Regions from separate parts of the Homo sapiens genome. Here region 2 is linked to region 1. A link is a contact called in ENCODE Hi-C or POLR2A ChIA-PET data. All regions are on one chromosome and are shown on one strand. The core of a region is the stretch at or near the end of the contact, and the rest is flanking DNA. Distances in the headings are between cores, read along the strand shown.

Region 1 (5,288 bases), core at 7-2,506:
GTACTGAGAGAAAACAAGAGAGGAAGGACGACATAATCAACCAGATCTGTTGGGGTTCTGGAAATTTGTTTTATAATTGGAATGGCTCTTCCCCTTGAAAATCTAATAAGTGTGGGTTTTATCCCAAACATATGGCAGGTAATGATTATTATCCCATATATTACCTTCGAGCATGCCTTGGAAAAAATTGAAATCTCACATCTGAGTAACTCACTGGCTTTAAAAAGTGTTTAATTTGCAGGGGCAAAAATATGCTGTTTGGCTTTCCTGAGGGAGACACAGAGATGTGTTCAATAGACCATAAATCTTAAGAGACACAAAAAAGCAAGTTTATAACTGAAGAATCTGAGATATGCACCCCAAATTTCTCCTCTTGAAATGTGTTCTTATAGTCGTTTTAGTTAGTGAATTATCAGCATCGAATACAAGCCATCTGAGTCAGTGTTCTGTAGAGCCAGCCACTCTGGAGTTACAGCTGCACAGATCATTAACCACAAGGGTCCAATGCCCACCGAAACATGTTGGAAACCAGTAAAGAACATTATTCTAACACAGAAAAAGCATCAAAGAACCATGGGAACTGAGCTTTACAAGAGAAAGCCTTACTGTTCCAGGGCCTTGGTCTTACTCTCACTGATCCAGAGCTAATGTGTAACCATCCTCTTGAGGAATCTCTAAGTATAAAGATGAAATAGCTGAGCATATACTTTATTGAGATGGCTATTACTGACTTTCCTATATCAAAAGTCACAAAACACATTTTATCTTGACTACTTCCTTCACTATAGAGGAATTTCAAATAATAACTGTAAACTATTTTCCAATGTACCTATAATCCATAAAGACAGTATAATCCTCACCTGTTCACTCCACCAAGAAAGGAGCACAATGCTATCTTTTTGAATATTCCTCTCTTCTTCATCTTCCAATTGCTACATTTTTTTCTCTTACTTAGCCCATTTGTTCTGAATCTTATACTATAACTTCTCTGCGCATGTACTTTGAGTATTAAATTCAAACCAATTAGGGACCTGCCTCCTGTACACCAGATAAGCTAATTATTTGCAGATTCTGCTACCTGTTCAGACCTCTCGTAACCTGCTGTGAAACTGCAGGCAACTTCCCTCAATCTCTCTCTGTAGTTCAATATCCTCACTCTTCCGGAAGACTGGGCTCAACCACTCCTAACATACAATGATTCCTATGACTCATCAAATTCGTCACCAGTCCTGACCTCTCCCATAAAGTCCATTCCTACATGTAGAACTGAGTGTGGGACATTCACTTGGGTGTAGTAAAATGATGAGAGGACAGAGGAAGTGACTTTCTCTGGCATATCAAGTATGGGATTCATCCACGTCGCCTAATTCTTGACAGCTATTATTTCCTTGTACCTTGCAGAGCTTCAGGCCTGGCCTAGACAGATCTCTTCCAGACTAAGCCTGGGGCCTGACATAAGGGGCATCCAAAGACCCTTTCCTCCTCCTTCATCAGAAGTCTAAAACTCTTGTTTCCTTTTCAGCTGTTAGTCTGAGGGAGGATTTATTTACTGTTTCTGGAGTCTAGTTGCTAGGTTGCTAGATCCAGTAGGGCTTAGAGTGTGGGAGTGGTGATAGATAGAGCCCATTAACTTTGATACCTTAGTTAAGGTGGTATTGAATCTCCATAATTTATCTGTTCCAGAGGAATTGGGCATATAAGAGATGGTATGAGTAGTTGTTCACTTTCCCCCTCTAAAGTTGTTTCTGGTTTGGAGGTATCTTTTGCATATTGGATTTTCCTAAAATGGGGTACCCTTGTTCTGCGCAAGGTGTACCCTTGAATATAGGTGAAAGGGCTAATGTCAACAGAGAGCTCATTTTGAGTGATAAATTGCCTGAGGTTTAAGGGGGCATTGTCTCTGCCTTTGTGGATACACATGGTTATTTAAGAAATGTAATACATTTTTTAATACCAACCTTTCCTTCATGTGCTTGGCTTTTTCTTTTATCATCTGACAGCATCCCTCGTCCCTTACCCCGTCTAGGACAAGACTATGCTTTGTATCTTGACAGTGAGGAGAGCTCTAGAGACAAAGGGGGCATGTACTATGTTCATAAAAAATAGAAGCAGTCACATGGCTTGCTATAAACAAATGGCTCAGATTATAACTCCCAAAAGAACTAAGATAATTCAGGACTGGAGAGATATAGGCACTATTTCTAGTACGCTTCTTCAACTAGGTAAGATATTATCTCACAGAATGCATCTCTGTAATAAAACTATCAAACACACTCAGCTGTACTTCACAGGGATGCTGTAAGGATTTCCTTACAGTTTCAAAGGTTCCACATGCACCATAAAGACAAGGTTATCACCTTCATTTCCCTGTTGGCCACACCTTCAGTAACAAAGGTGACATCACTAGCTACTCAGGGCCTATGCTAGGCAGATTAATGAATGAAACCTGGGAAACAAATGAGCAATTTTAAGAAAAGTAGCTCTGTCAAAATGAAGTGAATTTCATTAAAATTTTAGTAGTCTTATCTAAACTGTAGTTCATTCACTCACTCAATGAATGTTTACTAAGTGCCTACTATGTTCCATATTAAAAATGGTCATTATAGCTCAGCTGAGTATTACATTTCTTAAATAACCATGTGTATCCACAAAGGCAGAGACAACGCCCCCTTAAACCTCAGGCAATTTATCACTCAAAATGAGCTCTCTGTTGACATTAGCCCTTTCGCCTATATTCAAGGGTACACCTTGCGCAGAACAAGGGTACCCCATTTTAGGAAAATCCAATATGCAAAAGATACCTCCAAACCAGAAACAACTTTAGAGGGGGAAAGTGAACAACTACTCATACCATCTCTTATATGCCCAATTCCTCTGGAACAGATAAATTATGTAGATTCAATACCACCTTAACTAAGGTATCAAAGTTAACACTTCCAATAATTGGAAAAGAATACATCATGTGTCCTCCTAATGTGATACTCCAAGAACATCACTCATGTAGTCCATTGCCAAAATCATGACAAAACATGCTACAAAATAAAATTAAGAGACTAAAGAGATATAATGTGTTTAAATCCTGGATTGAAAAAGGAAAAGGGTGCTATAATGGACATTATTGGGAAAATTAGAGAAATGTGAATATAGACTTACATCATGTAAGAGTATTACATCAATGTTACAATTCCTGTTTTTTGTTAATTATACTGTGGTTATGAAGCAGAATGTCTTCATTCTTAGGAAATATATGCTGAAATATTTAAGGGGAACAGAGTATACTGTTTGCAACTTTCAAATGACTAAAATAAATAAAAATATGTAATACAGAGAATAAGCAAATGTGACTAAATTTAACAAGAGTTGATAGAGGTGAAGTTATTGTATTCTTCTTGTAACTTCTCTGTACATTTAAAGTTTTGTTTTGTTTTTTGAGATGGGGTCTCGCTCTGTAGCCCAGGCTATAGTGCAGTGGTATGTTCATAGCTCACTGCAGGCTTGAACTCGTGGGCTCAAGCGATCCTCCTGCCTTGGCCTCCCAAGGTACTAGGATTACAGGCATGAGCCACTGTGCTTGGCCTTGGAGTTATTTCAAATAAAACCCATTAAATCTTTTAAAACATGAAATGGAAGAGTAAACTTGGGTTACCTATTCTTTAAAAGGATTTTATTTCTGCAAGTCTCTATAATATTAAGTGCTATGACATGTTTGCATCTTATGGAACAGTTGTGGACTTGGTATTTGTAATAAGACATCTTGGTATATAGAAGAATGAAAATGAATTTCAGAGTAACCATTTCTGGGTAAAGCCCCACTTCTGCCATTCACTAGATGAACCGTCTTAACCTTATGTTTCCTTATGTATGACGAAAGTAACGATGCAGCTTTCTCTGCTCTGGGACTGGTAACACTGCTGTGAGCACTGCATGCATTAACGTAAGGCATGCAAATGTGCTTTCTTAACTATGAGGTACTATGCAAACATGAGCTCTTGTTTTTAAGGAGCTGTCAACTAGAAAGGTTACAGGTGATGCAAATGAATTACACAACTGCAGGTAAAGTACCCACAGAAAACTAGAGAATGAAAGGACTACTATTAAATCATATTATACACCACTTATTCAGGTTCACAAATGGAGTAACAGTACCAAGTTTTGAAAATAGTTTTTTTCCTCCCAAAAAGCAATCCAGCCATGAAACAATATAAAAACAAAGAAGTATTCTTTATTACACTGTCCTCTCATAAGAGCCAAATCTGCTAAAATATATATATTATATATAAAATATATAATATATATAATATATAATATATAATAAATATATATAAATATATACATATTCCTCAATTCAAGAACATCCATTTATATCTAAATGTGGATCTTAATGACAACTAGAAAGGACTAAAACTATTTTTTCCTCAAAAGGGTAGTCCAAAATATGTATGTTTAAACTATCTAAGAATCCCATCTGCCCAGGGTCAGCAGATCCACATTAGGATAAATCCCAGTATCCCTAAGAGGTCTGACTTGACCTCAAGCCAGAAGGAGCTCTAATGTTTTCTGAGTACACACAGGGATAGGAGCTGTAGTAGGGTTCAGATGTGAGGGAAGGTAGGCCCAGGGAGATTATCCAGTGGTCTGTTAAATCCTACAAGATCCAGCTTCTTCCTCATCTCCTCCCTAAATCTCCAACCTCATGCAGAAGAGATTGGACCCCTTCCCCTTGCACTCATTAAGCCCCAGCCACTGTTCTGTTCCTCAAACATATTAAGTTACTACTTCTCATTTTAGAGTTTCTGCATTTGTTCCCTTGGGCTAGAACACTTCTAGGAGCTTCACATGCTGGCTCCTTCAGGTCTCAGCCTAAATGACATGCCCCTCAAAGGCCTTCCCTGACCACCCAAGATAAAACAGCCCCTGGTCAGGCACAATCACATCGCCATTTCATTTATTTTCATAGAACTTTTCTTCCTGATATGTTATCTTGCTGTCTTCCTTCTTCTCACTACAATGCAAGTACCAGGAGAGCAGGGACCTTCTGTTTTGTTCATGGCTAAATCTCCAGCATCCAGAACAGGTCTTGGCACAAAGAAGGCACCTGAATAAAAGAATAAATTGCCCAGCTCCAGCCCAAAGTTTACTTCCAATCCTGATGTATAAGTGAAATTAAGAAACACCAGGAACAAAATGTTTAAGGCTAAAATGCAACCCAGGTTTCTGGAACTCCTTTCTTGACTCACTTTGTCTTCTACACCACAGTCCACTATACTAATTCCATCCACTCTTTTAGC
Region 2 (5,151 bases), core at 2,344-4,843, 42 kb before region 1:
TCTGTAGGCTTAGCCTCTACCCACAGAGAAGGAAGGCAGAAAATGTCTCACATCCTGCTTTCTATTTACTTATATGCTGGACACACCTGTCACACACCTTCCCTCAGATCTGCAAAAAAGTTGATGTGCCTAGTAGGCATTCAAGCATGATGAGCCTGCTAGAGGGTTGTATCTTTTATAAATGGTCAGATTCTCTAAGTAAAATGTTCTAAGTTCTGAGATCAGTACAATAATCAAGGACTACTCTCCTACCCCATCAATCCCCCCAGCAAGCCCAGCTTACAGTACTCTTTGAATCTATACCTATGATTCCAAAATCACCATTCTTTGTACTATTCTGGACTACCTCTTAAAAAACCTAAAGTCCCACATGATGCAGGAATTCTCAGCTGCATGTGAAAGGAAGGAGAACAGGCCACTGTGAGAAAATGCAGTTGTGGAAAAATGAGACCTGTAACCTTGTAACAAAAACAAGGTTTCAGAGGCAACAAAACCTTTTGGAGCTCAAGTCCTACCACTACTAGTCTTGGGATCAATAAATATTAATCTTCTGCCAAGGGGAAAAAAAAACCACTAGCAGTTTTAAAATATGTTGTTATTTTCTTTTCAGCAGTGATGACAGCTGAAAAAATACACAAACACAGGCCAGGCACAGTGGCTCATGCCTGTAACCCAGCACTTTGGGAGGCCGAGGCGGGAGGATCATGAGATCAGGAGATCGAGACCATCCTGGCTAACATGGTGAAACCCCGTCTCTACCAAAAAATACAAAAAATTAGCCTGGCGTGGTGGCGGGCACCTGTAGTCCCAGCTACTCAAGAGGCTGAGGCAGGAGAATGGTGTGAACCTGGGAGGCAGAGCTTGCAGTGAGCTGAGATCGCACCACTGCACTCTAGCCTGGGGGACAGAGCAAGACTCCCTCAAAAAAAAAAAATACACAAACACTAATGTAGCTACGAAAAAATATTTATGAAAAGCTATCAAGGCCGGGCGCGGTGGCTCAAGCCTGTAATCCCAGCACTTTGGGAGGCCGAGGCGGGAGGATCACGAGGTCAGGAGATCGAGACCATCCTGGCTAACACAGTGAAACCCCGTCTCTACTAAAAATATAAAAAATTAGCTGGGCGTGGTGGCGGGCGTCTGTAGTCCCGGCTACTCGGGAGGCTGAGGCAGGAGAATGGCATGAACCTGGGAGGCGGAGCTTGCAGTGAGCTGAGATCACACCACTGCACTCCAGCCTGGGCGACAGAGCGAGACTCCGTCTCAAAAAAAAAAAAAAAAAGAAAGAAAAGCTATCAAACACTCTGAAAGGAGGTGGGAACTGAATCATCAAATGATTATGGTGGGCGACCTATTAACCAATATCAGATGTATAGAATTGGGAATACACAGGCTGTTCTTACTGCAGTTTTTCCTAAACCTGTCTTCCACCTCTCCACCCAAATTTCTCTTTGAGGGGAGAATTCTTGCCCCCAAAGATGATCAGATCTCTTTTTCACTTGGTTATACAATATCATGAGTAAATAAGAATGAAGATTCCCCCAGGATGTTTCTCCCTGCTTCCTCTAGAGCAAGTCTGCAGTGGGCCCACCCTACATTACCTGGGAGTTATGCTGACGGCTACTGCACAAGGGTCTCTCAGGGAAAACACCCCCCTAGCTTACCATTTTCACTAACCACCGAGCTGAGAAACTAAGTGAGACTTGGAAAACTCAGAGAAAAAAATGTCCTTACCCCACCATTCACGCCACACCCAGATGAATCCTTATCACCTGCATTTAAGGCAGAACTGTGGCAAACAGTACAATGTGTAGAAGCTTGTTTATATAATTAGGGATGAGAGAACATTTGGAAGATTTAAAAGGACAAACTCCCTCCTGTTCATATTTAAAGTGAAGATTAATTTTTGTAACAAGTAAAACATCAATGTTTTGTGTCTCCAAATGGTACATTCAAAATGAATAGCTTATAAACTAGCACACATTATCAGAATACACTTTCCCCCATTTCACAGATGAGGAAATTAAGTAACAGAGAGATTGAGTATTTTGCACAAACTCTTGCAATGAAGCCAGGATGCAAACAAACTGACTCCAATGCCCCTGCTTTTCCCACTTTGTAAGAGCAAAGTTAAACCCAGAATTCTTAACTTTATGCTCATGCCTGAAGTTCAGGGAGACTTAAGAAATTTATCATATGTAAATGTGTGCACATAGGCACCTATAAACATTTTTTTCTGAGGAGAAATCTGAGCAATTTCCAAAGGAGTCACTGACCTGAAGAAAGCTAAAAAGCACTGCAACTAAACAATTAAAACAGTAGGAGGATTAGCCATAAATCTTACATAAACTACTTTGTCTAAGTATTAGGCTAGAATATCTCTAAACATCCTAGCTTTCAACAGCAAGAAGTCCTGTTATGTAACAAGGTGCCTTATTTACCTGTATTACCTCAGGCATCATGGTTACTTTGTACCTTTCTCCTTTAAATACCTATTTAAAAGTATTTATGTGCAACTCATTGATGTGAACAGACTATTCCATTACATTTGTCCCTCAACAGCAGGCGTGATGAACTCTTAACTGATGCTTCTCTCCCTTACTGTACCCAGTGTTCCCAGATTCTAATCATCAATTAATAGAACAATTTAAACTGCAGAATGTGAACTGAGCACAGAAAATCAGATTCCTCATCCCAGTTGTTGACTTAAAGACACTTCTATCAAGTCACTTGCATGCATTTCACCTTGCAAAGTATACAACTTACACAATTTCTTTTGTTATTTTATTATTTTAAATATATGTACAATAAAATTCACCTTTAGGGGATGTACACTCCTATGAGTTTTAACACATGCATAGATTCTTACAGCCACCACCACGAACAAGACAAAACAACTCCAACAACCCAAAGAATTCCCTCATGATACCTCTTTCCAGTCAGACTTCCCCCACTCCCAGCCCCTAGCAACTACTCATCTGTTCTCTTTTTCTATAATTTTGCATCTTCCAGAATATCATATAAATAGAATCACATAGTATGGAACCTTTGGAAACTGACTTCATTTTCCCGCATAATGCATTTAAAACACATCCAAGTTGTTGCACATGTCAACAGTTTGCTTCTTTTTATTGCTGAGTAGTATTCCACTGTATGGATATATTATAGTTTGCTTCTGTATTCACTCAGTGAGGGAAATCTGGGTTATTTCCAGTTTTTGAAGATTATGAATAACATTACTATGAGCACGTCCGTGCACAGACTTTTTGGTGACTACAGATTTTCATTTCTCTAGGATAAACACCCAAAAGTGGGATTACTGGGTCATACGCTAAGTGTATGTTTAACTTTACAAGAAACTGCCAAATATTTCTAGAGTGGTTATACATTTTGCATTCCTACAAGCAACATATGATATGTTCTTCATCTTTGCCAGCACTTGGTATTCTTCATCTTAGCCATTATGATAAATGTGTAATGATATCTCATTGTGGTTTTAATATGTATTTCCTTCCTCAAGTGTTCAAATTTGGTTTGGCCTTTGTTAGCACTGCTTGAGCAATTTTGTGCAACAGAAAATTTACCAGTACACTGACAGTACAAAAAAAAATTAAAGCTGGCCAATTCCCTCCTATTAAAGACAAGGAAGTTAAGGCCCAAAGAGAGGAAGTGGCCGGGCACAGTGGCTCACGCCTGTAATCCTAGCACTTTGGGAGGCTGAGGCGGGTGGATTGCCTGAGCTCAGGAGTTCAAGACCAGCCTGGGCAACATGGTGAAACCCCGTCTCTACTAAAACACACAAAAAAGCAGCAGGGTGTGGTGGCATGTGCCTGTATTCCCAGCTACTTGGGAGGCTAAGGCAGGAGAATCGCTTCAACCCAGGAGATGGAGGTTGCAGTGAGCCGAGATTGCACCATTGCACTCCAGCCTGGGCGACAGAGCAAGACTCTATCTCAAAAAAAAAAAAAAAAAAGAGAGAGAAAGAGGAAGTGATATGTCCAAAGTTTCAGATGTTTGCTTTTTCTAATAGTTGTTTTTAATCATGGCAACATAAAACTATCCAACTCCTGGGCCCCTCTTTAAACAAGACAAAACAAAACCATAAAACACCATAAGCCCCACAAATAACTAATGCAGTACTATCTTGACACTGATTTGTGAAAGGCAGCCAGAATAAACATTCCTGTATCAATACAGAAATAGGAGGAGCTAGAGGTATTAAGGCCCATCACCAGGTTTATATAAGGCATGAGTGCCTTTTCAGAATGTCAAATATTCTGATCTCTAAATATTAGCAAGACAGAAGTTTCTTGGACACTATACTTAAAAAAAGAAGAAGAAAAGGATAAATCCTTTCTTCCTTGATTTGATACTTCCTTTCAGGTTTTACCTGGGCAGGACTATCCAGGTAGAATCTGACAGTATGCACCTGACAGTATGGGACACCGTTCTGACGGCTGACCACAGGTTTAACTGTTAAATTTAGTGTAGATTTAAGAGAATCAAAGCTGGCAAAGACCTCTTTACCATTCTTCCATGGAAGAAGACAAAATTCATCTGAGTGTAGAAACTAACTATGCTATGGCTCAGGCCCCTCTGGGTATTTCTCCTCAGGAACTGCTCACCTGTGGGGAGAGTGACTTGTGGTCTGCTTACCCAAAATAATTCAATACTCAAGGCTGGGTGGACTCTACAGGGCAATGGTGTGACTGACCAGCTCTTTCATTGAAGACATAGAAAGTACAAGCAGACCCTTCTGGCAGGAGCTCTAACATCAGGCTTCCAATCTAGATTTCATCAGTAATAAACATTTTGGTTTCTATCTCAGGACTCCCAAATCGTTCAATTGGACTTGAACTCAGAAGGGAAACTGGATGTTACTTATTGAACTCCAGGTACACATTATGTTTCATTAAAAAATATCTATACAATTATGACATCAAGTAGATGTCATTGGCTACTAGAATTATGTGGGAAAACCCTTGTTTGAGTAAGAGGACTTACTATGTAAATATTTTTGAAAAAGTGGAGTTCTGGCCGGGCGCAGTGGCTCATGCCTATAATCCCAGCACTTTGGGAGGCCGAGGTGGGTAGATTACCTGAGGTCAGGAGTTCGAGACCAGCCTGACTAACACGGTGAAACCCTGTCTC

The links. Hi-C counts contacts between places; a loop is a spot of excess contacts on that map. ChIA-PET counts read pairs that join two places held with the same protein, here RNA polymerase II (POLR2A). Pooled maps may share reads with other maps.
Region 2: a loop to region 1 is called in a map of astrocyte of the cerebellum, with 4 times the contacts of the local background. The contact joins two enhancer-like sites. A Hi-C loop is called at or near these places in 5 of 168 maps with a recorded cell type or tissue (B cell, CD14-positive monocyte, OCI-LY7 and 2 more), 1 of 37 single-sample maps with no recorded cell type and 10 of 50 pooled maps. POLR2A ChIA-PET finds 5 or more read pairs at or near these places in 6 of 52 experiments (GM10248, Panc1, activated T-cell and 2 more).

What each region holds. Positions count from the first base shown.
Region 1 is chr15:85,490,524-85,495,811 of GRCh38, reverse strand. The region is part of intron 2 of AKAP13 (A-kinase anchoring protein 13); the gene reads right to left. Among named protein-coding and RNA genes, the nearest start is that of AKAP13, 110 kb to the right of the region's middle. Within about 2 kb of position 1,256, at least 7 of the 41 ENCODE cell types and tissues checked have a DNase peak (open chromatin) inside an H3K27ac peak, as active enhancers do.
Region 2 is chr15:85,534,622-85,539,772 of GRCh38, reverse strand. The region is part of intron 4 of AKAP13 (A-kinase anchoring protein 13); the gene reads right to left. Among named protein-coding and RNA genes, the nearest start is that of AKAP13, 160 kb to the right of the region's middle. Within about 2 kb of position 3,593, at least 10 of the 41 ENCODE cell types and tissues checked have a DNase peak (open chromatin) inside an H3K27ac peak, as active enhancers do.